2 separate regions of the Homo sapiens genome follow, and region 1 is linked to region 2. Evidence: read pairs that join two places in POLR2A ChIA-PET (ENCODE). Cell type or tissue: GM12878. All regions are shown on one strand. Each heading gives the region's core, and the rest is flanking DNA. Links, peaks and the distances in the headings are about the cores only.

Region 1 (2,907 bases), core at 183-2,682, 51 kb before region 2:
GAAGAATGGAAATACAGCTGCAGTGGGAGGTGGGAAATGCTTTTAGAAGTTTTGCAAGAAGGCAGATTATCAGAAAAAGAAAGGCTACGGAGCAGGGGACTCGGTGAGTGCGTGCTCTCTGACGGGCTCTGAATGAGAGAACTTCCTTTGCTCTCCCAGAACACATTTTCTCCTCTTCTTCCCCAGCCCCAGCACTTTCCTGGGCAGTGCTCTGCCCCTCTGCCCCTTCTGCTAACCTGAGCCGCTCTTCACCCCTTACCTGCCCTCATCCTCAGATTTTTCACCTGGGATGCACTTCCTGTCCTTAGGAGTATGGATTTTGGCAGATCCTAAGTCACTGTGAAGGTTGAACACCAGGCCTGATCCCTGCTGTGGGTGGCATGGACAGCCCCGCCTCCCAGGCCCATGTGGAAGAACATCAGGGAACATAAAGTCCAGGGCCCCTACCTGTGGGAAGGCAGGCCATCCATGGCATCTTCAAAGGCCTGATGAAGGAGGAGGGTGTCTTCACAGTTCAGGTGGATGGAGCATTGGTGATGGGGCAGCGGCTGGCCCCTGGGAGCATTGGGGGCCGCCAGGAAGCTGGGCAGCCTGTCTACGGCCACTGAGGGACCAAAGAGGAGGGTCAGGTCTTAGCCCCACAAGGTCCTCCCTCTACAGCCAGCACCCTGCTACCCTCAGTGGCGGACGGGAGTAGGAAAGTATGAGCAAGTGTTTCACCTTCTGACCAGGCTGCAGGGGGACACAGGCTGGAGGTCCGGGAATGGAGATGATGACTGAGTTCAGCTGCCCCCAGCCTGGAGGTTTCTCACTCAGATGGGTCAAAGGAGACAGTGCTGCAATGTGGTGTGCCTCTTACCATTGATCTTGGTGACAGGCGACCGGGTGTCCAGCTGAGAGATTCTCTCCAGGAACTCCTCAGGAAGCCACTCCTGGAAGGAGAAGGCTCCATGAAAGGCCTCAGATGTCCAAGGCCCCAAGGAAGCTGCCTTCTTTCTTTGCTCAGGAAGATCCCTCAGTCGCTCCCTCCGGAAATCCTCTTCATCCTTCAAAGCTCAGCCAAAACCACCTCCCCTGTGAAGCCTTCCTAGATCCCCTCCCACTCAGCTCTAACCACTTCCTCCTCCGCGCTTGGCCAGCAGTTCTGACTGTGAAATAGTCCGCACCTCTCCCTGCTTGCAAAGGGGTCAGTGGTTTGCAGGCCTCTTTTCACTACTGGTCTGTAAGCTCTTGGAAGCCTCGACGATCTCAGAATTGCCTTAACAAGTTTCTTTTTACTGATGTTTGTTGAATTTTAGTAATGGAATCACTCAGAAAAAGTAGTGCTTTGCCCCTAAGAATTGCCCCCAAGAATGGCTAGGAGCTTCATGTGCGTATACATGTTATCATATCTTTTGAGCACAGGGTAAGTCAATTGCAAAAACTGCCCCCAAAGCTCACCCCTCCCTGTTTGCACACCCACTTCCGTGTAACCTTGCAGTGCTCTCACACTCTGACTCTAGGCTTGGCCATGAGACTTGGTCTGGCCAATGCTAGCAAACAGGATGCAAAGAGATCAAACCATGTGATGCTTGCATGCATGCTTGAGCTTGCCTGCTTTTGCCCTTTGCCAGACCTTGAGAACATGCCTGGACTACCGTGCTGGAGGAGGACAGACACATGGAGCATAGCCGAGTCCCCCACCCGGTCATCCCAGCAGAAACGGTCCTGGACCAGCCACCACCAGCCAGCTCCCAGGCACATGAAGGAGTCCCGCCAAGATCAGCAGCCGGCAAGCTGACCCACAGCCAACTGCAGACGCATGAGCAAGCCTTAAGCAGCTGAAATCCACCAAGATCAACTGAAGTCTCCAGTTCTGGGTGCCAGTATTTCTTGTTGTATGCCCAGAAGTATTGTGGCTCTTTGTTAATTGATTAATTAATAATCATGGATAATATAACAGATCATTGACAAAGACAATGGAATTAGAGCGGTGAGAGGGGAGAAATCAGGAAAGTAGGAAAGTTGTGGAAATAACTCTAGATTGAAAGTCAGACCTGGGTTCTAGCTCTGGCTCTGCCAATGGCCGGAATCTTGGTCACTTCACCTCTCTGGCCCCTTCTCCCCACCTGTGAGGCTTCTTCCCCGTTTGCTACCTGCCCTTACCCCCCTGTTTCCCAAATGCAGAGACTTGGCTTTTGCATCTCACACCCTGATGCAATCCTGGCTCCCTCAATCCCCACGATTTCTAACCCCTGTTTTGGCAGACATCTAAGCTCCACCCTCCTGCCCACAGCCTCACCTGTGGCGTCAGCTTCAGGAAGGTGATCTGCGGTGATGTGTTGGACAGCACCATTTTGCTTCTCACCTCTGTGCCATCTTCCAGCACAACTCCTTGAACACAGCCTTCACTGTTCACCTGCACCTTCGCCACTGTCTAGAGCCCACCAGAACAAGGCCCCAGAAACCGCAGGAAGGGAAATCCATGTTAGATCTTCCGGGATTTCCATGGTCTGTGCTGCTCCTAGGCATTCACAACTTCTTCATCCCAAACCCATCCCACCAAGTTCTGCAGCTTCTCCATGAAGCCTCAGCTTCTCCATGAAACACTCAGTCTCAGTTCAGTGACCAGGGAATTCCAAGGGGGTGGTTAGCCACTAACAGACTGCATGACCTTAATCTCTTGATTCTGCAACCCATCCCCTCATGGCCCCTCTGTTCATTGGTAAAACAAGGGACCTTCCAAATCTGAGACTTTGTTCTGTCCTGGGATCCTTACTAATAATTGGGGTGGGGTAGAGGGGCCGTTCACCTTTTCAGTGAAGATGCTTGCTCCATGTGTGGTGGCTGAGCTTGCGATCGCATCAGAGAGGGCACCCATGCCCCCCTGGACGTAGCCCCAGGCCCCCTGCATTCCCTCCAGGCCCC
Region 2 (2,873 bases), core at 1-2,500:
AAACTCGAGTTCTAATACTTCTGCTCTTTGAAAGATACCATTGAGAATACAAACACAAGCCACAAACTGAAAGAAAATATTTGTAAAACATGTATCTGATAAAGGATTCCATCCAAAATATATTAGAAGCTCTCAAAACTCAGTAAGAATAAGAAGAAGAAACAATCAACTCAAATAAAAACTGGGCAAAAGATATGGCAAATAAGCACATGAAAAGATGCTCAAAAGCATTAGTCATTAAGGAAATGAAATTTAAAACACAGTGAGATTCTAGTGAACATCTATTAGAATGGCTAAAATTAAAAAGACGGACTATAGTGTTGGTGAGGATATGGAGGAACTGAACTCTCAAACACTACAGGTGGAATCAAAAATTACACAACCACTTTGGAAAAGTTTGGCAGTTTATTAAAAAGTTACACATACACCTACATGACCTAGCCAGTCTATCCTAAGTATCTGTCCTTGGACATGAAAGCATCCATGTATACATAGACTTGTACGTGCATGTTCATAGTTGCTTTATTTGTAATAGTCAAAAACTGAAAATAACACAGATGTCCATCAACAAGTAAATGAATGAACAAATGGTGGCATCCTGATACAATAGATTACTACTCAATGACAAGGAATGAACGATTGATACATGCCACAACACAGATGAATCACAAAATAATTATGCTGAGTGAAAGCAGTCAAACCAAAACCAAACTAAATCCAAGCACATACTGTATGACTCCATTTATATAAGGCCATATGATACAAACTAATCTATCATGACAGAAAGCAGATCAGCAGTTCCTATGCGATGGGGATGGGAAAGAAGGGATTACAAATGTTTGAGGTGGTAGATATATTCCTTTTATTGATTGTGATAGAATCATAGGTATATACATATCAAAGCTTATCAAATTATGCACTTTAAATATGTGCAATTTATGGTATGTTAATCATACCTTAATACAGCTATTAAAAAATTAACGTGTTCAGCTTACGTTAAACTTTTTTTTTTTTTTTTTGCTCTGTCGCCCAGGTTGGAATGCATGGGCACAGTCTCGGCTCACTGCAGCCTCTACCACCTGGACTCAAGTGATCCTCCCACCTCAACCTCCCAAGTAGCTGGGACTATAGGCACGCACCACCACACCTGGCTAATTTTTGTATTTTTTTTGTAGAGACAGGGTTTCGCCATGCTGCCCAGGCTGGTCTCAAATCCCTGAGCTCAAGCAACTGGCCCACCTTGGCTTCCCAAAGTGTTGTGATTACAGGCGTGAGCCACCGCGCCCAGCCTTGTTAAACTTTTTAGGTTACAGAAACTGATGGCTCCAAGTTCTTCTGTTACGTGATAAAATTCGACTTCTTCTTGCCCTCATTTAGTCCAGAGAGGACTGGTGGGGTGTGGGGGTGGGGTCACCGAGCTCAGAGCATCAAGAGGCCAACCTTGAGGATAAGGGTCTAGGTGTGAAGGATGCTGGACCCCACCCAGCACCCTGCTCATGCTGCCCAGGACAGGGTGAACACAGGTTTTCCTGCCTCTCTGCCTGCTGGGAGTTTTGTATGGTTCCTTCCTATCCACCCCTCCTGGGACTGCCTACCCTGCACTCACCTCTTCTTCCTCATTCTCTGACTGCCCGAACTTCAGCCGGAGACTCTCTTCAAACTCCTGATCTGTCCAGTAGAAGAGGACCTCTGCGCCCTCAGTGGCCACCAAGACGCACTTCATCTGCCAGGGAAAGGCAAGGTCAAGGTCAGCCTCCAGCCCCAACATCTATGAGCTCAGTCTGAGTAACGAAGAGGACCCCAACCTCAGCAAACATTCAGTGAGCCCCTTCTGCACACCAGGCATCACAAGGGACTTCCATTTTTGTTGCACCCTCACAACTGGACAAAGTAGAACTCTTCAGGTACCCCCATTTTAGAGAGCAGGACACAGGCACAGCCTGAAGTGGCAAAGCTGGGATCTGGACCCAGACCTGTTTGATGCCAAGGCTGGGGCCCTTTCCTCTGTGGTATCTGGTCCCTCTCAGCACAGCAACAGACCCACCACGGGGCCTACTGGAACCAGACTGGCACAGGAAGGGACCCAGGTCTTGGCCTAGACATGGAGCCGAATGCCCAGGGAGGCCATGCTCACGGCAGCCAGTTAGTGCCTGGTGTGGATCGGAGGGCACTGGTGCACCTCCATCTCTGGGCAGTCCAGAGATATCTCTCCCTCAGATAAAAACAGTTCCAGGGCTGGGCGCGGTGGCTCACGCCTGTAATCCCAGCACTTTGGGAGGCCAAGGGGGGTGGATCACCTGAAGTCAGGAGTTCGAGACCAGCCTGGCCAACATGGTGAAACCCCGTCTCTACTAAAAATACAAAAATTAGCCAGGCATGGTGGCAAGTGCCTGTTATCCCAGCTACTCGGGATAACTGCTGAGGCAGGAGAATTGCTTGAACCCGGGAGGCAGAGGTTGCAGTGAGCCGAGATTACACCACTGCACTCCAGCCTGGGTGACAGAGCGAGACTCTGTCTGAAAAAACAAACAAACAAACAAACAAACAAACAAAAAACAGCTCCAGAAGATGAGCCTCAAAGCCCCTGAATTTACTTCAGCACCACAGAAGTTTCATTCAAATGCTGCTCTCCCTGTTCATGGTGAGAACAGAGGCTGCCTAAAGCCCCTGTACCTAGTAGGCTGCAGCTTCTAGGGCCACAGCCACCAGTGTCTTCAGCCCTCCCAAATCTCCTTCCCCACCCCCCCGCCACACACACACACACCACACACTCTGTGCTTGATTATGTAAGAAATGTCTTAACTATTCACCCACTGGAAGATCTTTAATACAGCTTCCCACACTGTGTGCCATGGCCCTCTGCGTGCGGCAAA

What was found. ChIA-PET counts read pairs that join two places held together with the same protein. Peaks named below come from ENCODE experiments on the same cell type or tissue, not always from the same donor. Only the 100,000 strongest peaks of a DNase experiment are listed, where the experiment ranks them.
Region 1: POLR2A ChIA-PET joins it to region 2 with 9 read pairs; 3 of 35 experiments call an interaction of 5 or more read pairs at or near these places.

What each region holds. Positions count from the first base shown.
Region 1 is chr10:98,390,151-98,393,057 of GRCh38, forward strand. PYROXD2 (pyridine nucleotide-disulphide oxidoreductase domain 2) reads right to left here. Exons shown (of 16, transcript NM_032709.3): 9 at 2,792-2,907; 10 at 2,282-2,416; 11 at 860-932; 12 at 448-604. Among named protein-coding and RNA genes, the nearest start is that of MIR1287, 3.7 kb to the right of the region's middle. RefSeq lists an enhancer at 1,358-1,407. In GM12878, for the core only: no CTCF peak of the experiment used is centred there; a DNase peak (open chromatin) is centred at 1,502; H3K27ac peaks cover 272 bases.
Region 2 is chr10:98,441,518-98,444,390 of GRCh38, forward strand. It overlaps HPS1 (HPS1 biogenesis of lysosomal organelles complex 3 subunit 1), which reads right to left. Exons shown (of 20, transcript NM_000195.5): 3 at 1,607-1,723. The coding sequence starts at 1,723. Among named protein-coding and RNA genes, the nearest start is that of HPS1-AS1, 3.4 kb to the right of the region's middle. In GM12878, for the core only: no CTCF peak of the experiment used is centred there; no DNase peak of the experiment used is centred there.